2 separate regions of the Homo sapiens genome follow, and region 2 is linked to region 1. Evidence: read pairs that join two places in POLR2A ChIA-PET (ENCODE). Cell type or tissue: PC-9. All regions are shown on one strand. Links, peaks and the distances in the headings refer to the core of each region. The heading gives the core; the rest is flanking DNA. Region 1 overlaps THOC2 (THO complex subunit 2). Region 2 has its middle 33 kb from the start of THOC2.

Evidence for each region. ChIA-PET counts read pairs that join two places held together with the same protein. Peaks named below come from ENCODE experiments on the same cell type or tissue, not always from the same donor. Only the 100,000 strongest peaks of a DNase experiment are listed, where the experiment ranks them.
Region 2: POLR2A ChIA-PET joins it to region 1 with 9 read pairs; 2 of 35 experiments call an interaction of 5 or more read pairs at or near these places.

What each region holds. Positions count from the first base shown.
Region 1 is chrX:123,662,477-123,675,274 of GRCh38, reverse strand. THOC2 (THO complex subunit 2) reads left to right here. Exons shown (of 39, transcript NM_001081550.2): 9 at 3,514-3,606; 10 at 6,961-7,116; 11 at 7,997-8,169; 12 at 9,438-9,633. Among named protein-coding and RNA genes, the nearest start is that of THOC2, 64 kb to the left of the region's middle. In PC-9, for the core only: CTCF peaks have their summits at 5,512 and 5,712; no DNase peak of the experiment used is centred there; H3K27ac peaks cover 2,029 bases.
Region 2 is chrX:123,759,362-123,772,159 of GRCh38, reverse strand. It overlaps the pseudogene MEMO1P4 and the pseudogene RNU7-69P. Among named protein-coding and RNA genes, the nearest start is that of THOC2, 33 kb to the right of the region's middle. In PC-9, for the core only: no CTCF peak of the experiment used is centred there; a DNase peak (open chromatin) is centred at 7,009; H3K4me3 peaks cover 1,570 bases; H3K27ac peaks cover 1,271 bases.

The DNA of each region.
Region 1 (12,798 bases), core at 1,833-9,832:
AGAACATCCATAAAGAGATAAAAATTATGAAAAGGAACCAAACAAATTCTGGAGTTGAAAAGTACAATAACTGAAATAAGAAATTCACTGTAGAGGTTCAACAGTAGAATTGAGCAGGTAGAAGAAGCCAAGCCAAAGAAAGAACACTGGTTAAAGTAACTCTAGGTAAAATATAAAAGCCAGTACTATTACATTTGTGGTTTGTAAGTCCTCTTTTTTTCCTATATGACTTAAAAGACAAATACATAATAATTATGAATCTTTAAAAAGATAATTTCAACTTTTATTTTAGACTCGGGGTACATGTGCAGGTTTGTTACCTGGGTATATTGTGTGATGCTGAGGTTTGGGGTACAATTCATCCCATCACCCAGGTTATAAATCTGTCAAATGGCACACTATAAAAATGTAATTTGTGACTAACAATAGGTGGGGAGGGGCAGGGATGTATAGGTGCAGAGGTTTTGTACACTATTGAAGTGAAGTTGGTATTAATTCAAACTAGGTTGTTTTAAGTTTAAAATGTTAATTATTATACCCAAAGGAACCACTAAGAAAATAATTAAAAACTAAACAGAAAAAAGAAGGGGATCAAAATGGTGCACACACACAAAATCAAACAAAAAAGGCAGTGATAGAGGAAATGAGGAACAAAAATATGACAGAAAACAGGTAGCAAAATGATAGAAGTTCATCCTTATCTATAATTATTTTGAATGTAAATGGATTAAACCCACCAATTAAAAGGCAAGAGTTTGGCAGAATGTATAAAAAATCATGATCCAGTTACATACTGTGTATAAGGAACTCACTTTGGATTTAGAGATACAAATAGCTTGAAACTGAAAGTATGGAAACATATTCTGTGCAAGCATTATGCTGGAGAGACCTGGGGTGGCTATGCTAATATCAAAGTAGACTTTAAGACAATAAGTTGTTACAAGAGACAATGAAAAACATTATATAATATAAAATGGATAACCCATTGAGAAGATATAACAGTTATAAACATACCTGTACCAAACAACAGAGCCCCAGAGTATTTGAAGCAAACATTGGCAGACTTGAAGGAAACATAGTTGTGTAATTATTGGACATTTCCATACCCTACTTTCATTAATGGTTAGAACAACTAACCATTACTTGACAAAAGATGAGTAAGAAAATAGAACACTTGAACAACGTTATATATATAGAACATTACACACAACAACAGAATCTACATTCTTCTCAAAGCACATGGAACATTCTTTAGAATAGACCATATATTAGGCCACAAAACAAGTCTCAGTTGAAATCATGCAAAATATCATCTCTGACCACAACAGAATGAAACTAGATTGCAACAATAGTGAGGGAGTAGTGAGTGATATGAAATTCAAAGCTGGGTGGATAGAGGGAGAATAGTCTGGAAGCAACAATAACAAGCAAAAAGAAAACTGCCACATCACCTCCAGGCCTGGTAGTGTGAGGCGTCTGAGGAAAACAGCTACCAGTTAACTGCGTTACAATGGCAGGGCTGTTCTCAGGGTGAACCAGGCTCTGTGTGAGCACCACGGTGAAAAGAACCTTTAAATGAGAAATTTGGATATAGGGAATTTTGCTGAGAATGGATCATGAATTCCATATGATTCCGTGGAAGTATTTCAAGGATGTGGAAAGGTATGATGGGACAGAACAGGGATTGTGCATAACAGTATGTGGATGAGAGTGTGGGGCATATTGTGGTGATGTATTTAAACAAGAATGAAGGGAGTAATGAATGTGGCCCTGGTGCATTCAAGTCAGGTAGTGGAGGACAGGTTGTCAATAAGTTAAATAAGCTTTTGTGAGTTTGTTTTGAAACCCTGGCCACAATTCATTTTTATGGGAAAATGTTTTGCTACTAAGTAACCATTTATAAGCATTTATTTTTACATGTTTTTAAAATTATTTTGAGATGGAGTCTCTCTTTGTCGCCCAGGCTGGAGTGCAGTGGCGTGATCTTGGCTCACTGCAACCTCCGCCTCCCGGGCTGAAGTGATTCTCCTGCTTCAGCCTCCCAGGTAGCTGGTATTACAGGTGCCTGCCACCACGCCTGGCTAATTTTTGTATTTTTAGGAGAGACGGGGTTTCATTGTGTTGTCCGGGCTGGTCTCGAACTCCTGACCTCAGGTGATCTGACCACCTTGGCCTTGCAAAGTGTTGGGATTACAGGCGTGAGCCACTGTGCCTGGCCTGTAAGCAAATTAGAATTAGGAAACTATTGTTACATTGAAGACATCTCATCTGTTTTTAAAAAATAGAGTGAAACAATGCCTTCTATAAATGATGCACATTAGTTTGGTTAGCTTTGTATTTTATTTGCATAATATCATAATTGTGGGAGGAACCTCACATACAAAGGTCTCATTTTCAGTATTGACTATAAAAAGAACATAGTGTATTGTTACTGTTTGCTTTTTATTTACATTTGGCCAGTTAGTTATTGCCAGTTATTCTCACTTCACTGTTCCATTCATCTGACCTCAGCAGTGTTAAAATTAGCTTTGAAAATTGATAGCATTCAAAGATTCTTATGTTTCTATGTAGGGTCCTCATGGCTGGCCTGGAATTGACTTTGCCATTCTGTACTTTAAAACATCGATTTATTCATCTGTAATATTTATGTACACCTGTTTTGTGGAGAACATCAGCTGACAGCCAGATATACTTAGCATAAAACCCAAGAAATAAAATTAAAGGAAGAAAAATATAAAGCAAATGCTGATGGTTCTTCTGCACTTGACAGTTTGTCTATCTGCGTCTCCACTAAGAACTAACTTGAAAAAGCAAGTTAAGAAAACACACATGTGTATCAGCCAGGCATGGTGGCTCATGCCTGTAATCTCATCACTTTGGGAGGCTGAGGTGGGAGGATCGCTAGAGCCCAGGAGTTGGAGATCAGCCTGGGCAACATAGTGAGACCCCATCTCTACTAAAAAAAAAAAAAAGCTGGGTGTGGTGGCATATACCTGTAGTTCCAGCTACTCAGGAGGCTGAGGTGGGAGGATCGCTTGAGCCTGAGAGGTCAGGACTGCAGTGAGCCATGACCATGCCACTGCACTCCAGACTGGGTGACAGAGTGAGACCCTGTCTCAAAAAAAACCCTCCAAAACCAAAAAACACACAAAAAAACAGAAAAGAAAACACACATATAAACAGAACTGCAGACTAAATCTTGTGCATTATAAAATCTCACTTATGCTATTCAGCTGTGAGATTTTATTTAAATGTTAACCTGCATTGTAAATTGTGTCCGTTTTTGAAATTGCTTTCCTTGTGTTCTTCAGAAGATGTTCCAATGTGAAAAGGGATGTTGGCATAATAATCCTTGTACTGAATTCAGATATTTGGTAAGATAAGGAAGAGCAGTGAAGCATTTTCTTGGCCTAGAGTATTTGATCTAATTGTTCTTAGTTATTGGTAGGTGAAGGATATTGCTTTAATTGTCCTTTCTGCACTAAATGGAAACTTTTTTTTTTATATTTCTAGGAACCAAATGGCGAGACACCATCATCTTTATACAGAGTTGCAGCAGTACTTCTACAATTTAATCTTATTGATTTAGATGATCTTTATGTACATGTAAGTCAAGTGGGCTGCTAAGAATACTTGATTGTCTGTCCCAAGGGTAGGGAAGAGGAGTAGGTAGCCACATAGCACCCCCAGGATTGGGTTGGTTCGAGGTTCTCAAGTCTCACTCTTTGAAGCCCCAATACATTGTTGATTTGTGTTTACTTTATAAAGTGAATAAATTTAGTTATTTGGCAGTCTATGAAAATTAAATACCTTTTTGGTCACCTTTATGGAGTTTAAGTTTTGGTCACCTTTATGGAGTTTAAGTTTGGATATGAAGTTCAAGTTCTTAACTGTCATCAAGGCATAGCTCATGGGGAGAGAGGCCAAGTTCTAACCAATGTGGTTTTTTAAGCCTTTTTATTATCTACAAATGATGGGAAATATAAAGTTACCTATATACTGCTTCTTTCTCTCTAAAATGTTAATTTTAGGCATTCAGGATGAATGGGGAACTTCATTAGTGTATTTTTATATTTAGTATATTTAAAAAATATTTTTCTTGTGTTATTCGTGTGCACTAAATGACTATTATGCTTTTATTGCTGGACCCAGGATGTAGAAGAGTTCATGATTGTGGCAGATGACCTCTAGTTTAACAAAAATTTAGTCATCAGTTTCAGAATCTAGGCTAATAGTATATAAATTCCTCTTCTATTAGGTTTTGTATTAGGATATCTATTAATTTAAAACAAGTATGTCCAAAGGTGATATCATCTTCACTGCCTTTGAGATCACTTTATTAACATCATTGCCTATTTTTGTATACTGTGGCTACAGAGTTGAGTAAAACTTGGTCTTTACCTTGGAAGCAGTCATACTCTAGGAAGGGAGAAAAAAATTTTGCATTATTTAATAGGTACTCTATTGGAGATATTCACAAAGCTCAGAATAGATAGTGACCATATCTGTCTTGGGGGATTTTGGAAGACTTTCCCAAACTAGTGATGTTGAACTGGGATCTTGATAGACAAGTAGGACCATCTAGGCTGAAATGGTAGAAAACTTTGTAGGTAGAATTAACTGAGTATAAAGGCAGGAGTTGTTGTTGTTGTTGTTTTGAGACAGAGTCTCACTGTTGCCCAGGCTGGAGTGCCGTGGCACTATCTCGGCTCACTGCAGCCTCTGCCTCCTGGGTTCAAGTGATTCTCCTGCCTCAGCCTCCCAAGTAGCTGGGATTACAGGCGCATGCCACCATGCCCAAGTAATTTTTGTATTTTTAGTGGAGATGGGGTTTCACCATGTTGGCCAGGCTGGTCTTGAACTCCTGACCTCAGGTGATTTGCCTGCCTCAGCCTCCCAAAGTGCTGGGATTACAAGCGTGAGCCACCATGCCCAGCCAAGGCAGGAGATTTGAAAGGGCTTTTTTATCCCCTTATGGGACTGTCAGGAAGCTCAGAGTGGTTGGAGCCTAGGGTGGTATATAGGGGGAATGAGGATGGAATAGAGAAAGCTAAACTGTTAACGGCTTAAGTGACATAGTAAGGAATCTGGATTTTTCTCTTGGGAGTGGAGAGCCATATTAGTATTTAAAGGAGAGATGTGATGTAGAAACTGAGAATATGGAAAAGTGGACAGAAAAGGGAAAATTTAAAAACACAGGTATGACTTTAGAGGGAAGTATAGACCGGCATATGTGGAAAGTACAAATTGATGATAGATTTATTACTCATTATGATTGCATTTAGCAGTAAATGTAAGCAGACTGAGTGGTCCTGTTAATATGACAAAGATTGTCAAGTGGAATTAAAAATGAGTTTATTATTTATATGAGAAACAGCTTAAACTTAAGGATAATGAAATGTTGATAGTAAAAGGATGAGAAAATAGATCAGCAAACTTACTGTTGGACAAAATAGACTTTTTGGCAGAAGGAGATAAAGCGGGCTACTTCATAATAACAAGATTGTGCTCACTAGGAAGATAAAACAGTTCTAACTTTACATGTATCTAATGACATATTCTCAAAATACACAGAAATAAAAGTTGAGAGAACTATAAGAAGAAACAGTTTGGCCATTAGAGGGAGTTGTAATTGTCTGGGTAAAAGATAAGGACCTATGGCCGGGCGCAGTGGCTCACACTTCTAATCCCAACACTTTGGGAGGCCAAGGCGGGCAGATCATCTGAGGTCAGGAGTTCGAGACCAGCCTGACCAACATGCTGAAATCCCATCTCTACTAAAAGTACAAAATCACCCTGGGGTGGTGGCACATGCCTGTAATCCCAGCTACTCGAGAGGCTGAGGCAGAATTGCTTGAAGCCGGGAGGCAGAGATTGCGGTGGGCCGAGATCGTGCCATTTCACTCCAGCCTGGGCAACGAGAGCAAAACTGTCTCAAAAAAAAAAAAAAAGTAAAAAATAAAACAAGAGGACCTGTGCCAGGTGTATAAGTACAGCAATACAAATGTGTTTGATTGCCAGGGGAGAACATACAGAATGAGAAAAAGTCTTGCTTACTTCCTTGCACCAGTCCATAGTGACTTTTCTCTCTCCCTCCCTCCTTTTTTTTTTTTTGATAAATGGAATGAAATCTATAATGTTTAATAGTTCATTATTATTTTCATTTACTGTTTACATTAAACCTAGTTAATGGAATAGATTATGCATTTCTAGGGGTCAGGAACACTCCTTTTATAGCTTATCATAGTGACTAGCAGAAACTACTGAGTAATTTGTTGCCTAAAGTTTTCTTTGTGTTAGGGTTATTTTATAAATGTCTTCATTAATCATCTTCCACTCATACAAGGTGACTGTTTGAGATACTTGAGCCTTTTTCATAATGGAGGGTTGACTATGCACATAGTACTTTTTCTTTTGCAATAAATTAGTAACTAGCTTGTGACTTAAATAAGCTCCTAGAAAAAGTGAGATGTCAAGTTACTAATAATTTTTCTACTTGAAATTTTTCATTTAGATGATTTAAATTTATCCCTTTGTGTTATTCAGTAGTTCACCTTTCCCAAATTGGATCCATATTGCAATGCTTTATTTAATTTGGAGTTTAGCCTTTAATGGGGAAATTTGTAATGTTTTTAATGGAACTGCTATATATTTTCTTGGGTAAACTAATAAATTCAACGGAAAACATCACTGTTGTGGTATTACATTACTTTAGGGACTCTGTCAGACAGAAGATGTGAAACTTTGAGCTGCGACTTGATTTTAAAAGGGGTACAGAATTCAGGTACTTCATTCTGTCAAATTATAAGAAAATAACTGAAATTTACTTAGAAGGCAAATGGTCACGAATAAGTTAGACTTCTTATTTATAGTTTTATCAATTGAGAATAGTGTTTCCTTTTTATATGAACAAGTAGTTGGTATTAGCTATTTTATGAAATTTTAATGTACCATTTTTAGCTTCTTCCGGCTGATAATTGCATTATGGATGAACACAAACGAGAAATTGCGGAAGCTAAGCAAATTGTTAGAAAGCTTACGATGGTTGTGTTGTCTTCTGAAAAAATGGATGAGCGAGAGAAAGAAAAGGAAAAAGAAGAGGAGAAAGTAGAGAAAGTATGTAATTCATTCTAGTAAAATTAACACTATCTTCTGGATTTTGAATTATGAAATTTAACTTCTAAATAGTCATTTATGGAAGAATAATTTCTTAGTTTTCATTTTGCTGAAACCTCATTTTCTGGATCATTTGCTACAGTGGTTTTATTTTTAATCTGAATGGCTCCTTTTTAAGAGAAGCTGTCATATTTTTTTTCTTGTATAAATTTCAAAATGTTTTCTAAGTAAAATCACAAGTTGTATTGACTTTAATTGTCCTCTGTGTATTAGTGGCCCTCAAATCCTAAAGAGATTCTCAGAGATGATGAATTCTGGTTTCCTGTGGCACGACATAACATGAAGTAGAACTTAATTCCAAGTCTATAAACTGTAATGCCTGTGTCTGTTTTTTTTTTTAATAAATTTATTATTATTTTTGAGACAGGGTCTCACTCTTTCACCCGGGCTGGAGTGCAGTGGCATGATTACAGCTCATTGCAGCCTTCTACCTCCTGGGCTCAAGTAATTCTCCAGCCTTAGCCTCCTGAGTAGCTGGGACTACAGGCATGCGCCACCACACTTGGCTAATTTTTGTATTTTTTGTAGAGATGGGATTTCGCCATGTTGCCCAGGCTTGTCTCAAACTTCTGAGCTCAAGTGATCTGCCTACCTCAGCCTCCCATGTTCCTGGACTATAGGTGTGAGCCGCTGCGCCTGGCCCTGATGTTTTTTCAATAGCTAAAAATTTTGATTGTACTTGCAGGAATATATTGTTTAATTTCCCATGAATAGCAAATATTTTTGATGTGTTGCTTAGGTCAGTTTTTTAAGTGACAAAGTATTAAGATTTCTTGATGTCTGTATCCTGAGTATCTTAGTTTTGACTATTCATTTTTAGCCACCTGATAACCAAAAACTTGGCTTGTTGGAAGCCTTATTAAAGATTGGTGATTGGCAACATGCACAGAACATTATGGATCAGATGCCTCCATACTATGCAGCTTCACACAAGCTAATAGCCCTTGCTATTTGCAAGCTCATTCATATAACTATTGAGCCTCTCTACCGAAGGTATGTAACTTTATACTTTATTAATCATTGAGGTAGAAATAGCTTAGGACTACAACAAAATGTATATTTATCTTATCTCCTCAAACCAAGCATATATTTTAGTACCTTTTATCAAAAGATAAGAACTATTCACAGAGTGTATCAGTCTGATATATATTAATCAGTGACTTGTCTTCTAACGTCTAGACCAGGGGTTCTAGAATGTGTGCTGCAGTGTAGTCTGAAAACTACAAGTTAGACTTCTAGGTTGGGTTTGTTCCATTGAGAGTTGAAACTCCATTCTTCTGGTTTTGACTTTCCCTCCTTTCAGTGGGTGGGAGGGGCAAAGAATTCCTGAGGTTTTTTCTTAGTGTAATTTTTCTCCATCCTGGCTGAGTGGCTCTGAGTGAGGACATTGCCTCTCTGATTCCCTTACCTTTCCTGGCATATAGGCTGCTGTTCTGGAAATTAGTAGTTTAGCCTCTCTTATCATCCCCAGTTACTATGTCATCTAGTCCTTTAGCTTTCTGCCTACTTGCAGGATACTTAGGAGCAGTATTGATAGCAGCTGTGGCTACAGCCCCATAGATCAGAGCCTGCCTCAAAAGCCTCAGCCTTGTGACTTTTGTGTAGCTGCTGGTTGCTGCCGTCAGTGTCACTTCATGGGCCGTGGACCATGCAGGCTTCTTAGAGAGTGACCCCTGTGACTCCACAGTGGGGCACCTGCTGAGCAGGTGAGAACTCTGGGTATGGTGTCCTAAAGTGACCTTCTTTTATTACATGGCTCACTTTCCCTACGACCACATTCTACATACCCTAGGTTGTGGAATCCAGATTGAGAAATGTCAGTTGACTTGAATCAGTGTTGTTATATCCATATTTTTCTGTTTCATCTTCCAGTGCATCTTAGGTCCATCCCTTGTTGCCCATTCCCATATCCAAGTTCCCGATACCGGCCAAGTTTAAAAACAGATTCAGATGGTGTGTGTTAAATGTTCCTTGAAATCCACACTTCTCTGATTAAGCAGTTAATTTGGAACATTCTCCTCTGAGCTCTGATTTTTTTTTTCTAATGACTGTTGTTTTTATGTGTTTCTACCAGTTGAGAATTATCTGGTGTAATAAAGTTAGGCACAATTGAAATGTAGAAAGCAAATATGAGCAAGAAAAAATTTCACTGATTAAGATAACTTTGTTAAAATGGTAGATATTGTAGTGTGTGTGTATATAGTTATATTTATTATATACTTATTTATTTGTTTATTTATTTATTTTACTTTTTAAAATAGAGTTGGAGTTCCTAAAGGTGCTAAAGGCTCACCTGTTAATGCTTTGCAAAACAAGAGAGCACCAAAACAAGCTGAGAGCTTTGAAGATTTGAGGAGAGACGTGTTCAATATGTTCTGTTACCTTGGTCCTCACCTTTCTCACGATCCCATTTTATTTGCAAAAGTGGTGCGCATAGGCAAGTCATTTATGAAGGAGGTAAGTAAGATTTTTCTTACAAACCTAAATTTTGAAATGAAAATATTCTGAGTATACTTGTGTTATGAGTATCTTTAGAAATAAAAATATGAACCTCATTTAATAAAGGGTTATGTTGAGTGAGGTTTGTGGAAAATTCCAGTGTGTCCTAACCATATGCAGTCAAGTGTTGCTTAATGACAGGTGAGAAATGCATCATTAGGTGATTCGTCATTGTGCAAACATCAGAGAGTGTACTTATACAAGCCTAGATGGTATGACCTACTACATACCTAGACTATATGGTATGGCCCGTTACTCCTAGGCTACAAACCTGTACAGAATGTTCCCGTACTGAATACTGTGGGGAGTTGTAATACACTGTTAAATATTTGTGTATCTGAACATATCTAAACATTTAAAAGGTAATACCTTGCACTAAGATGTTAGGACAGCCATGATATCACTAGGCAATAGGAATTTTTTAGCTCTAATATAATGTTATATGACCCTGGTCATATATGTGGTCCATCAACCGAAACATTGTTAAATGGTGCATAACTGTATATATTAATATAAACCCAAATCTAGCGAGATTATTAGTCAAGTCCCTCACATGGGAAAATATACTTCAGACAAGTGGCTGCTTTTTTAATTCCCTTATGATTAGTGGTTACTTAGCATTCTTTTCCTTCTAGTCATTTTCTTGAGTGTAGTTTTCAATCATTGCTGCTATGTGTAAGAAGTCTTTTCAGCCTCAGACTGTTAAGGACCCATTCTTTTATTTATTTATTCTTTTACTAAGATTTTTATTGAAATAAAACATACATACGGAAAAATACAGCTCAGTGACTTTCCCTAAACTAAGCACCCATATGTCCACTACCCAACTCAAATAGTTTACAGTCCCACCAACAGTGTGAAAGTGTTCCTATTTCTCCACCTCCTCTCCAGCACCTGTTGTTTTCTGACTTTTTAATGATCGCCATTCTAACTGGTGTGAGATGGTATCTCATTGTGGTTTTGATTTGCGTTTCTCTGATGGCCAGTGTTGAGCATTTTTTCATGTGTCTGTTGGCTGCATAAATGTCTTCTTTTGAGAAGTGTCTGTTCATATCCTTCGCCCACTTGTTGATGGGGTTGTTTGTTTTTTCTTCTAAATTTGTTTGAGTTCTTTGTAGATTCTGGATATTAGCCCTTTGTCAGATGAGTAGATTGCAAAAATTTTCTACCATTCTGTAGGTTGCCAGTTCACTCTGATGGTAGTTTCTTTTGCTGTGCAGAAGCTCTTTAGTTAGTTAGATCCCATTTGTCAATTTTGGCTTTTGTTGCCATTGCTTTTTGTGTTTTAGACATGAAGTCCTTGCCCATGCCTATGTCCTGAATGGTATTGCCTAGGTTTTCTTCTAGGGTTTTTATGGTTTTAGGACTAACATTTAAGTCTTTAATCCATCTTTGTGGAAGACAGTGTGGCGATTCCTCAAGGATCTAGAACAAGAAATACCATTTGATCCAGCAATCCCATTACTGGGTATATACCCAAAGAATTATAAATCATGCTGCTATAAAGACACATGCACATGTTTGTTTACTGCGGCACTATTTACAATAGCAAAGACTTGGAACCAACCCAAATGTCCATCAATGATAGACTGGATTAAGAAAATGTGGCACATATATACCATGGAATACTATGCAGTCATAAAAAAGGATGAGTTCATGTCCTTTGCAGGGACATGGATGAAGCTGGAAACCATCACTCTCAGCAAACTCACAAGGACAAAAAACCAAACACCGCATGTTCTCACTCATAGGTGGGAATTGAACAAGGAGAACACTTGGACACAGGAAGGGGAACTTCACACACCGGGGCCTGTTGTGGGGTGTGGGGAGAGGGGAGGGATAGCATCAGGAAATATACCTAATGTAAATGACTAGTTAATGGGTGCAGCACACCAACATGGCACATGTATACATATGTAACCAACCTGCACATTGTGCACATGTACCCTAGAACTTGAAGTATAAAAAAAAAAAAACAGAATAGTACCTGCAACCTAGAGTCTTTCTCATGCTGCATTCTAGTTACTATCCTAACCATAACCATTTATGCTTTTTTTTTTTAAAAAAATCAGCTTTGAGGTATAATTTAAATACAGTAAACTTCTACAATTTTATGAGTTTTGACAAATGCATACAGTTGTATGTTCACCACCACAATCATGATATAGAAGTTCCCTCCTTCCATTGCTGTTCCTGGCAACCTCTGATAGGCTTTCCATCACTATAGTTTTGCTTTTTCTACATCTTATTTAATAAATGGAATCATATGGTATATACTCTTTTCAGTCTAGTTTCTTCCACTTAAGCTTTTGAGATTTATCCAAGTTGCATGTGTCAGTAGTTCCTTTATTGCTGAGTGATATTTTATTACATAGACGTACCAGAGTGTAGCCACCAGTTGATGGGCGTTTGGGTTGTTTCTACCTGGAGGCTATTATAAAGCTGCTTTCAATATTCCTGCACAAGCCTTTTGGGAGGCATGTGTTTTTGTGTCCCCAGGGGTGGGATTGATGGGTCATATGAGTAAGTATATGTTTAATTTCATAAGAAATTGCCAAACTGTTCCAAAGCATCTGTACCATTTTGCATTCCTAACAGCTATTGTATGAGACTTCTAATTGTTCCACATTCCCACCAACACTTGTTGTTGTCACTCTTTTAAGTTTTAGTCATTCTAGTGGGTATGTAGTGGTATCTCACTGAGCTTTTAATTTTGTTCCAGTGACTAGGGATGTTGATCATCTTTTCATGTGCTTATTTGCCATTTATAGTTATCTTTAGTGAAATGTCTGTTCATGTCTCTTGCACATTTTTAAGTTGCGTTATTTGTCTTTTTATTATTGAGTTGTAAGAGTTCTTTATTCTGGATGCAAGGCCTTATCAGATATGTGATACTGTGAAATTTTTTTCTTAGTCTGATTTGCCTTTTCATTTTGTTAACTATCTTTTGACAGCAAAAAATTTTAACGTTTAATTCTGATTTAGTAGTATTTTTTTTTTTTTTTTTTTTTTGAGACGGAGTCTCGCTCTGTTGCCCAGGCTGGAGTCCAGTGGCGCGATCTCGGCTCACTGCAAGCTCCGCCTCCCTGGTTCACACCATTCTCCTGCCTCAGCCTCCCGAGT
Region 2 (12,798 bases), core at 2,298-10,297, 96 kb before region 1:
GTATCTCTCTTAAAACCTGGGGGTGTTACAGCTCTTTTAGAATTTGTCTAGCAGGCTTTCCAGTAAATACAGGAAAGCCCTCAATAAATTTTAAATAAAAAAATAAAAAAAAAGAAACCTGGAACAAAGACTGATTCTGCTCTATGAAGCCTGTTCTATGAAGGTTCAACCTGCTCACCTGCTTTCTTGAAGCCCTAAGGGACCTGACTGATTCACATGACCATGATGGAACTTGAGGAAAACTATTTTGCTGGTCTGAATTACTTTCAGCCCCTATGGTTGGAAGAGATTGCCACGTATGCTCAGGGAGGCTTGGGGCAAAGAGGCTTCCTTCCTACGTCTCAGCAAAGGCATAATATCTCTTCATCTAGTTGATTTCTCACCTACAACAGCAAAAACTGCTTAGTCTTCCACCACTCACTGGTTTACCACTGCTCAGGAGACCCTAATCTGACCTAACTGCTAAGAAGTCAAAACTATGAGCAGGTAAGGAGAAATGACCCATTTTAGGACATTTATTAACTAGAGGGAGGAAGACTAACTCACACAACTAGACAGATGGCTTCTATTGATGCAGAATCACAGGAAGAGTCACAGAGAATTAGTAAATGATTAAACAAGTTAATATTTGTAAAATATTTAGAACAGTGCTTGGCGTATATTATATACACGTGTGTCAAATGATAAAGTAACAAACAAGTAACAAAAGCTCTCAAGGATGTGCAATTAGAGCACAAAAAAGACAATCTAGAACTAGAAAACATGATTTTAGAATTAAAAAAAAAATTAGTGCACAAACTGGAAAAGAGGATGATCCTTAACTGAGAACCAAATTAGCAATCTGGAAGATCAAGCGGAAGAAATAGCTTTCAACAGAGAACAAAAATGTAAAGAAATAGAAATCATTGAGGATTAAGAAACTCAGGAGATCTGTTGTGAAAATGACAGGAGTCCAGAAGGATAAAGTGAATATAAGAAAGCGAAAACCTAACTAGATAAATAATAGAAGAAAATTTCCGGGCTGGGCGCGATGGCTCACGCCTGTAATCCCAGCACTTTGGGAGGCCGAGGCGGGTGGATCACCTGAGGTCAGGAGTTCGAGACCAGCCTGGCCAAGACGGTGAAACCCCGTCTCTACTAAAAATACAAAAATTAGCCGGGCGCGGTGGTGGGCGCCTGTAATCCCAGCTACTTGGGAGGCTGAGGCAGGAGAATCACTTGAACCTGGGAGGCGGAGGTTGCAGTGAGCTGACATCACGCCACTGCACTCTAGCCTGGGTGACAGAGCAAGACTCCGTCTCAAAAAAAAAAGAAAATTTCCCTGAGTTGAAGAAAGATTTGGGTTCGCAGATTAAAAGTGTTCACTGAGTCTTATGAATGATAATGAAAAGAGACACACATCAAAATTTATCCTTGTGAAATCCTTGAATTCCAAGTATAAAGAGAAAACCTTGTAAGTTTCCAAACAGAAAGAACACATTCTAGCTTCCAGCTAGCTTTGGCCACTGGGAGGCACTGGTAAAAGGCTGAAGACTGGGAACAGGGAGAAGCTTGGACATTTCTGTAGAACTTCCTCTCTGTCTTGGGTAATATGTCTGGTACTGGTTGCAGCTCCTCTATAACCCCAGATCCTGCCAGACAGGCTTGCGCTGGATAACCCAGATTCTTGGGCTCTGGTAACACCACTTTATTTATTTATTTATTTATTTATTTATTTATTTATTTATTTCTCTCTCTCTCTTTCTCTCTTTCTTCTTTTCTTCTTCTTCTTTTTTTTTTTTTTTTTGACAGAGTCTCGCTCCCAGGCTGGAGTGCAGTGGCGCCATCTCGGCTCACTGCAAGCTCCGCCTCCCAGGTTCACGCCATTCTCCTGCCTCAGCCTCCTGAGTAGCTGGAACTACAGGCACCTGCCACCACGCCTGGCTAAGTTTTTGTAATTTTAGTAGAGACAGGGTTTCACCGTGTTAGCCAGGATGGTCTCGATCTCCTGACCTCGTGATCCGCCCGCCTCGGTCTCCCAAAGTGCTGGGATTACAGGCGTGAGCCACCGAGCCCAGTCTTGTCTTGTCTTTGTTCTTTCTTTCTCTTTCTTTCTTTCTTTTTCTTTCTTTCTTTTCTTTCTTTCCTTTCCTTCCTTCCTTTCTTCCTTCCTTCCTTCCTTCCTTCCTTCCTTCCTTCCTTCCTTCCTTCCTTCCTTCTCTCTCTCTCTTTCTTACTTTTTTTCAGGGTCTCACTCTGTCACCCAGGCTGGAGTGCTGTGGCATGATCACAGGTCACTGCAGCCTCAACATGTCCAGGCTCAGGTGATCCTCCTGCCTCATCCTCCCAAGTAGCTGGAACTACAGGTGTGCACCACCATGCCTGGCTAGTTTTTTTGTGTTTTAAAAATCTACAACACAGAAAGGTAGAAAACAGTGGAATACCATCTGCAGAAAATTGGGAGAAAAGAACTCCTAACTAAAAATCCTGTACCAGGCCAGGCGAGGTAGCTCACGCCTATAATTCTCAGCACTTTGGGAGGACGAGGTGGGTGGATTACCTGAGGTCAGGAGTTTGAGACCAGCCTGGCCAACATGGTGAAACCCCGTCTCTACTAAAAATACAAAAATTAGCTGGGCATGGTGGCGCACACCTGTAATCCCAGCTACTCAGGAGGCTGAGGCAGGAGAATCGCTTGAACCCGGGAAGCAGAGGTTGCAGTGAGCTGAGATTGTGCCATTGAACTCCAGCCTGGGTGACAAGAGTGAAACTCCATCTCAAAAAAAAAAAAAAAAAATCCTGCACCAAGCTGTAGTAGGCTGCTTCTAAAATGGCTCCCAATGATCCTCACCTCTTCAATATTCACCCTCTTGTAAATCCCTCCTCTTGTGTTGGACCCAGCGACTTGCTTGTAACAAATGAGCCATGGCAAAAATGATGAGATGTCACTTTCATAGTTAGGTTACAAAAGACTGTAGCTTCTGTGTCTTGCTCATATTCTGTCTCTGGCTCTTCCTAAGTGATTACGCTGATGCAGAGGGCCCCCTGGCAAGGAACTGGGGCCTTTAGTCCAACAGCCAGCAAGGAGCTGAATCCTTCCAGCAATGATTTGAGTGATCTTGGAAGTGCATCCTGTCACAGTGAGCCTTGAGATAAGACTGCAGCCCCAGCTGACACCTTGATTGCAGCCTGTGAAAGACCCTAAATGGACACCTTGATTGCAATCTTATAGAGAATCTGAAGCAGAAGACCCAGTTAGGTCAGGACTCTAGGCTTCACAGAAACTGTGAGGTTATAAATGTGTTGCTTAAGCCATCAAGCTTTATTAAAAAAAAAAGTGGAATTCAAGATCAAATGCATTAAGACGAAAAGGGGGCATAAATGGTTCAATCCTTGTTGAAGTGATGAATCACAAACTTTTATGTACTGAAGTATCACAGCTTAATATTTACAGCAAACTCTCAGAAACCCAAGAAGATTTTGATAGAAAACCACCACCATAATGGGAGATTATAATATATCTCCTTCAGAACTTGAATGATCAAGTAGATGAAAAATAAGCTAGAAAATAGATGACTGAATAATGTGACAAACAAGTTCAACATATAATCATATATATGTATATTTCCACACGCATTTTAAAATGTAAACTATTTTGTTTTCCAGGTCTTGGGAACTCGGAAAAAAAATTTTTAATGTAAATTATGTTCTAATGTCTATCAACTGTGTGCTTCTTCACAGAGGAAAACTTCATGAATTTAAAGAAGCAGAGATTTGTAGAGGCAACACATTCTCATTATAATCCAGTAAAATTTAAAATAAATAATTGAAGATGGTCAAAATATCTTTACTACTTAAAAACTGAGGAACAGTCTCCTAGATACCCCTAGATCACGGCTGGGTGCAATGGCTTGTGCCTGTACTCTCAGTGCTTTGGGAAGCCAAGGTGGGAGGATTGCTTGAGACCAGGAGTTTGATACCAGTCTGGGCAACATAGCGTGACTCCTGTCTCTACAAAAATTTTGTTCAAGATCAAAGCCTAGGCAACATAGTGAGACCCCATCTCCAAAAAAAAAAAAAGTAGCCAAGCATGGTGGTGCATTCCTGTACTTTAGAGGCTGATGTGGGAGGGTTGCTTGAGCCTGGGAGGTCAAAGCTGCAGTGAGCCGTGATTGTGCCACTGTACTCTAGCCTGGGTGACAGAGCTAGAACCTGTCTCTAAAAAACAAGACAAAACAACAACAACAACAACAAAACCCCAGAGCTTTGGGAGGCTGAGGCAGGTGGATCACTTGAGTCCAGGAGTTCAAGACCAGCCTGGCCAACATGGCGAAACACTGTCTCTACCTAAAAATTACAAAATTTAGCTGGGCGTTGTGGCATGCGCCTGTAATCCCAGCTACTTGGGAGGCAGGAGAATCACTTGAACCCGGGAGGCAGAGGTTGCAGTGAGCTGAGATCATGCCACTGCACTCCAGCCTAGGCTACAGAGAGAGACTCCATCTCAAACAAACAAGCAAACAAAAAAACCCCACAAATCCCCAAAAAACTCCTAGATAAAAGAGAAAATCAAGACAGAAGTTATAAATTTTTTAGGAAGTAACAAAAAGGTAAATGCTTTATAACAAAACCTATGGGATCATCTAAGGCTCTATTTAGAAGAAAATGTATAGCTTTACATTAGGAATCACAAATGTGTCCAGGGCCTATGTAGGTGATGTAGATGTAGGAAGTGGTTAGATGTAAAAATAGGTAGAGGAAGGGCCTATGGAGAATTGGAGAGTACATGACTGTCCTAAAAGCATTCAAATCCAGCAGTTTGCAATACTCCACTATAAATGCTCTTATTATTAAAAGTGGAAAATATGTACACTGAGTAATATACTATAAACACAGTTGCAAAGCCACAAAATTATCCAAAAGAAAATACAAATAGGGAATTAATGAAAGATAAAGCTCAAATGAGTGAACTAGAAACTCGTCACAGGTTGGGTTGTCAGGGAAACAGATACTAGGGAGTTAAGGGTACGAAAGGTTTATAGAGGAGTAATGTCTGCGGAAAAAAAGGGAAGGGGGTGTTGTACGACTGCAATGTAGACCTGAGAAAGTCTCTGTCAGTCCAATGGGGAGCTCTGGAGCAAAGATTGTCCATCAGATGAGTTCTGCATTGAGCAGAAAAGGCTATATCCCAATACCTCCTTTTGCTCCATCATTAGCCATGGGCATCCTGAGGATGATTTCAGCTCAAAAACTGAGGTGGTCTGACCTTGGAGCTACTAACAGCTGATGGCAGTAACAGCTAACCAAACTCCTTGAAGCTGGACAGTGAGAGCCTTCATGAAGTGGGATCTGAGTAATGCCTCTCTGTTTCTATCACAAAAATAAACAAAAATGCGTAGAGCCAAAACCCAAAAGCTGGCTTTTAAAAAAGTAAATTCAACCTATTAATGCTTCCACCGTTTTGTGTCTCTGTGCAATTTGCAAAATTGTTCAAGTGGAATACATGTGCACAAATTTTCAAAGAGTGGATATTTAGGATCTATTAAATTATATATTAGGCAAAAAACAAGTAGCATTTAAAGGGCTGCCTGCCATGGTGGGAACTGTAAATCAACATATTTTCATGCTGGCCTTTCTTCCACTGCCCTAAACGAGGAAGAAATTTGTAATCAATTCATATTTTAAAAGGGCTACTCCTGCTAGAAAACAAGAGAACATTCTATTAGTTTGAGGTTTGAGTGTCCCCCAAGATCAAAATCAGCGTAAGCCACCGTGCCTGGCTTGATAGTCAATATATTTCTAAGTCTCTCCTAAAGATTGAGCAGAGTAACTGTCCAGAACTTTTGACCTCAATGGCAGAAATAGAAGAAACTGCACTGTCCGAAATGGTGGTTGTTATTGAGCACCTGGAATGCAGCGAAGCTAATCTGATTGGAAATGTGTTGTAAGTGTAAACAGACAAGATTTCAAAGACTTAGAATGCAAAAAAAAAAGTAAAATATCTCATATTTTTCATATTAATTGATTATGATCTATTTTGGATATATAATATTAAATCTATTACGATTTGGCCGAGCACGGTGGCTCACGCCTGTAATCCCAACACTTTGGGAGGCTGAGGTGGGTGGATCACCTGAGGTCAGGAGTTTGAGACCAGCCTGACCAACATGGTGAAACCCCGTCTCTACTAAAAATACAAAAATTAGCCAGGTGTGGTGGCATGCACCTGTAGTCCCAGCTTCTCAGGAGGCTGAGACAGGAGAATTGCTTGAACCCAGGAGGCAGAGGTTGCAGTGAGCTGAGACCGTGCCACTGCACAACAGCCTGGGCCACAGAACGAGACTTAATAATAATAATAAATCTATTAAGATTTATTTTACCTGTTTAACTTTTTCTAATGTAGCTACAAGAGCATTCAAAATGACACTCATAGCTCACATTTTTGGCTCATGTTATCTTTCTATTGGATAGTGCTGCACTAGCTACGTATTGTAGAGTTTCCTGTATTCCTCTTCTTTTGACTCACTGAAAGTTCCAACCAGTACAGAAATGGTGGTAAGCTCATCCTTATGGTTCTCCATGGCTTTAACAATATAAGGCCAATGTATGTCATACTGTGTTCAATTTTTGATTCTCCATACATCTTTTGCTCAATAGGGAGGTCATACAGAGGTGTCCTGTGTCTATCCATACCAGAAAGTGCACATCGACAGGGAACACATGATGGGAAGGCCATAAGCACCAGCAACAAAAAGACCCATGGAGTGCGATAATGGCTCTAGAATCTTTTTGTTAACCGACCCTGTGAAAGTCGCCCTTCTAGCTGTGCTTTCAGTTGAGGTCCTGAGACTGACTACCACTGTGTACAGCCTGATCACTCGATTGGCCATCTGGTGCAGGAGGATGAACCGAGTGGCGGCGGCGGCGGCGGCGGCGGCGGCGGCGGCGGAAGAAGCGGCTCCAAGAGGAACCAGGCACCGCGAGCCCAGCGCGGGAGGAGGAGAGGGGGGAGGCGGAGACAAAGGAGGATAAGATGACATCCGGGGCGGCGACGTCGGAAGATGGGGCCCGGAAAACTCTAGGTCCCGCCCTAGGAATTCTCCTTGGCAGGGCTGAGTCCGCTGAGCCGCCTCCGCCGCTCCTTTCCTTCGGCTCACACTGGCTTCATCTGCCGACTCTCAACTAACCCAGTTTTCTACCCTGGACTGGACCCTCCCACCCAGCCCCTAAAGCAGGTGTTTTTTGGCTTTTTTTTTTTTTTGAAACGACTAATAAAATAGACAAACTGTCAGCTAGCCTAAGGTAGGAAGAAAAAAACAAAAAAGAAGGAAAGAAGGGGAAAGGAGGGAAAAATATTAGTAATGAGCAAGTCGATAAAAACACAGCCATATGATAAAAATTTTAAGAAACTATTGTGGGTAACAAATGTGAATATGTAGAAGAAATGACTGGTTTCCTAGCAAACTATAAACTACCAAAATTGACCCAAGAAGTAGAGAACCTGAAAAGAGCAATAACCACAGAAGAGAATGGAGAGTCACCAGGTCTAGTTGGGTTTTAGCTAAGTTTTAGCTAACCTTTTTTTTTTTTTTTTTTAATGCTTTGATTAGAAAAAAAAAAAATAGAGACTATGTTCCTCAGGCTGGTCTTGAACTTCTGAGCTCAAGTGACCCTCCCACCTCGGCCTCTCAAAGTGCTGGGATTACAGGTGTGAGCCGCTGCTCCTGGCCAATTTTAGCTAACCTTTAAAGAACAAATAACTTCAATGTTATCTAGTCCATTCTAGATAGTGTTTTTCAAAATATCTGCAGTGAAGAACAAGTTTTTTAAAACTTAGAATTATTGTGGACATATACTTCTGCCATTTCTTTCTTTTCCTTTTTTTTTTGAGACGGAGTCTCGCTCTGTCACCCAGGCTGGAGTGTGGTGGCACGATCATAGCTCACGGCAACCTTTGCTTCCTGGGTTCAAGCGATTCTCATGCCTCAGCCCCCTGAGAAGCTGGGACTACAGGTGCGCCACCACACCCGGCTAATTTCTGTATTTTTAGTAGAGACAGGGTTTCGCCATGTTTGCCAGGCTGGTCTCTAACTCCTGGCCTCTGTCCACCTTGGCCTCCCAAACTGCTGAGATTACAGGCATGAGGAACCGTGCCTGGACTACTTTTGCCAATTTTAATTTAAAAGACTAGAAAAATTAAATAATACGCAGACATAAAGTGCAAGGCCAATTTTCAAATTTTTAGAATAATCAGAAATAAAATTAAATTTTCTTAAAAAATAATCAAAATAGTCCGGGCGCTGTGGCTCATGCCTGTAAATCCCAGCACTTTGGGAGGCCTAGGTGGGCGGATCACGAGGTCAGGAGATTGAGACCATCCTGGCCAACATGGTGAAACCCTGTCTCTACTAAAAATACAAAAAATAGCTGGGCATGGTGGCCCGAGCCTGTAGTCCCAGCTACTCAGGAGGCTGAGGGAGGAGAATCACCTGAACCCGGGAGACGGAGGTTGCAGTGAGCTGAGATTGAGCCACTGCACTCCAGCCTGGGCGACAGAGCAAGACTCCATCTCAAAAAAAAAAAAAAAAAAACACTTAAAAAAAATCAAAATAAATTGAACACGGTGGCTCATGTCTGTAATCCCAGCACTTTGGGAGGCAGAGGCACGTGGATCACCTGAGGTCCGGAGTTCGAGTGCAGCCTGGCAAACATGGTGAAACCCCATCTCTACTAAAATTACAAAAATTAGCCAGGTGTGGTGGCACGTTCCTGTAATCCCAGTTACTCAGGAGGCTGAGGCAGAAGAATCACTTGAACCTGGGAGGTGGAGGTTTCAGTAAGCCAAGATCGTGCCACCACTGCACTCCAGCCTGGGCAACAGAGCAAGACTTCGTCTCAAAAAAAAAAAAAAAAATTGATTGAGACCATCCTGGCATCCTGGCTAACACGGTGAAACCCCGTCTCTACTAAAAAATACAAAAATAAAAATAAAAATAAAAAATAACATAGGGACAAATAAGATAATTACAAAACCTGAATACATTACTCATTGATGAGTCCGATGATCACTGCTTGGATGTCATAATGATGTTAAATTGCTATAACAATTTCTAAACCCTCTCAATTTCTGTATTTATCTCATCATAGATGGTAACACGTTAGGGACAGGCACCAGTCCTCAGACCACAGAAAAAGATGAAAAGATCCGAAATTTATTTTGTAAAGCTAGCATAGCCTTACATGTGGGAATATATTAAAATATGATAATATTTGCACAAAAGATACATGTAGAAATTCGAAATAAAATATTAATAAACTGAATTTAGCAGTGTAGCAAAGAATAATATACCATGACTAAGTAGGGTCTATTTAAGAAAAGAAAAAAAAAAAAAAAAAATTGCTGAGCACAGTGGCTCACACCTGTAATCCCAGCATTTTGGGAGGCCAAGGTGGGAGGATTATTTCAGGCCAGGAGTTTGAGACCAGCCTGGGCAATGTAGTAAGATCCTGCCTGTACAAAATTATAATTATAAAAATAAAGAAAAGCAAAAATGATTCAACATTAAGAAATCTATTAACATTGCTGGGCATGGTGATATGTGCCTGTAGTCTCAGCTACTCAGGAAGCTGAGGTGGGAAGATCGCTGGAGGCCAGGAGTTCAAGGCTGTAGTGTGTACTATCAATGTACCTGTGAATGGCCACTGCACTCCAGCCTGGGCAACATAGTGAGACTCCAAAAAGTCTATTAACATAATTCATGACCTGAAGCAATTAAAGGAGAAAACTCATGTTATTATGTCAATAGAAACTGAAAAAGCATCAAAAATTCAACAGCCATTTCTAATAAAACTTCAAAGTAAAATAGAAATTAAAAAGAAACTATAGGCCAGACACGGTGGCTCACGCCTGTAATCCCAGCACTTTGGGAGGCCAAGGTAGGCAGATCACTTGAGGTGAGGAGTTTGAGACCAGCCTGGCCAACCACTTTGTCTCTACTGAAAATACAAAAATTAGCTGGGCATGGTGGCATGCACCTGTAGCCCCAGCTACTCGGGAGGCTGAGGCACAAGAATTGCTTGAACTCATGAGACAGAGGTTGCAATGAGCCGAGATCATGCCATTGCACTCCAGCCTGGGCGGCAGAGTGAGACTCTATCTCAAAAAAAAAAAAAGAAAGAAACTATTTAAACATGATAAAGACTTCCGAAACTCAACAGCAAACATATTAAATGAAAATGTGAAGTCATTTTCACTAAAATCAGGAACGAGAGAAGGATGCTATCACCACTGTTATTCAACATTGTTTTGTATGTTCTAAACAATCCAATAAGACAAGAAAATGAAGTGGTATGTGTAGAAGACTGTTAGTTGTCCTCCAAAATCTATTCTCCCCTTCCTCCTCAGAAGTTCGGCTTTAAAGCACATGACTGAGACAGACTACATTTTCCAGTTTTTCTTAAAGATACCTGCAGCCACATCACCATGTTTGCACCAGTAGAATATGCACAGAAGAGATAGGTTTCAATGTACCCCTCAAGTGCTTAAAAGGAAATTGCTTGTCCTAGACTTTTCTCCCACCCTGCTCCCCACAGGCTATAATATAGGTACAACTGTAATTTAGCTTCAACCATTCAGATGAGCACAATACCCCAGTAGATGGCTGGATAGTAATGGATCACTGAATAACCTTGTGGAGCAAGGATGTCCCACCAGCCTGAATTGGTCATATGGATATGTAATAAATAAATAAGCTGGACAGGTGTGGTGGCTCATGCCTGTAAGTCCAGCACTTTGTGAGACTGAGGTGGGCAGATTGCTTGAGCCCAGGAATTCAAGACCAGCCTGGGCAACATGGTGAGACCCCATCTCTATTTTAAATAAATAAATAAATAAATAAATAAATAAATAAACTTCTATCATATTTTTTTTCTCTCTCTCCCTCTGGCTCTCATTTGGCTTTTACTAAAACCAATATAATAGGAATAATTATCAGAAAAAAGACCCAGAAATTATCAAATTTTTATTATATTCATAGAAAACCCAATAGACTCTGGTTTTACAAAAATTTCCAGAATTGTTTTCCTCACACCACTGACATTTTGAAAAAACTACTAGAATTAATAAAAGTTTTTGGTAAGGTGGTTAGCTACATGACAAGCAAAAAACAAGTAGAATTTTCTAATGTTACGAATAACCAGCTAGGAATAGCAATGGGAAAATATTCCATTCACAATACCAAAAAAAATTTAAAATAATCTAGGAATGAATGGAACAGGAGATATACAGGATTTATATGAAGAACATTATAACTTCTTTTTGAAAAACCTAAAACAAGATCTGAGCAAATTGAAAGATATAAAAACACTAATCCTCCCTCAAATAACAAATACAATAAAATTCAAATAGGAATATTTGTAAACATCCCATTGAACTGGATAAAACAACTTTATATTATAATTATTATAGAAATTAAAATTGTATTTATTATTTTGAATGAGTAAAATATTCATATCGTTCAAATTCAAAAGGTCCCAAGAGGTATGCTGTGATAAAGCTCTTTTCCAGGCCTCCCCCAGCCACTCAGTCCATTCCACATAGGCAGCCTAGGTCACCAGTTTCTCCCATAAACTTTCAGAGATATTTGCATCATCATTATTATTATTTTTTTGAGACAGAGTCTCACACTGTCACCCAGGCTGGAGTGCAGTGGCACAATCTTGACTCACTGCAACCTCTGCCTCAAGTGATCCAGCCTCCCATAATGCTGGGATTATAGGTGTGAGCCAGCGTCCCCCCACTGTGCCCAGCCTGCATCACATTTTTTTACACAGGTGATAGTGTGATATACAGATTTTTCTGCATATTGCTTTATTTGTCTTAGCAATGTGACTCTGAGATGTACAGAGCTTGCTTCTTGTTTCTTTTATTTTTTTATTTGTATACATTTATGTCTATGATGCTGTATTAGTCCGTTTTCATGCTGCTGATAAAGACATACCCGAGACTGGGCAATTTACAAAAGAAAAAGGTTTAATATGGACTTACAGTTCCACATGGCTGGGGAAGCCTCACAATCATGGCAAAGGAAGGGAGGAGCAAGTCACATCTTACATGGATGGCAGCAGGCAAAGAAAAAGAGCTTGTGAAGGGAAACTCCCCCTCATAGTACCATCAGATCTTGTGAGACCCACCCACAACCATGAGAATGCCATGGGAAAGACCTGCCCCTATGATCCAGTTACCTCCCACTGGGTCCCTCCCACAATACGTAGGAATTAAAGGTGAGATTTGGGTAGGGACACAGCCAAACCATATCATTCTGGCCCTGGACCCTCCCAAATCTCATGACCTCGCATTTCAAAACCAATTATGCCTTCCCAACAGTCCCCCAAAGTCTTAACTCATTTCAGCATTAACTCAAAAGTACACAGTCCAAAGTCTCATCCCAGACAAAGCAAGTCCCTTCTGCCTATGAGCCTGTAAAATCAAAGGCAAGTTAGTTACTTCCTAGATACAATGGGGGTACAGACATTGGGTAAATACAGCCATTCCAAAGGAGAAATTGGCCAAAACAAAGGGGCTACAGGCCCCATGTGAGTCTGAAATCCTGTGGGGCAGTCAAATCTTAAAGGTCCAAAATGATCTCCCTTGACTCCATGGCTCACATCCAGGTCACACTGATGCAAGAGGTGGGTTCCCATGGTGTTGGGCAGCTCCACCCCTGTGGCTTTACAGGGTATGGCCCCGCTCCCGGTTGCTTTCTTGGGCTGGCTGAGTGTCTGTGGCTTTTCCAGGCACATGGTGCAAGCTGTTGGTGG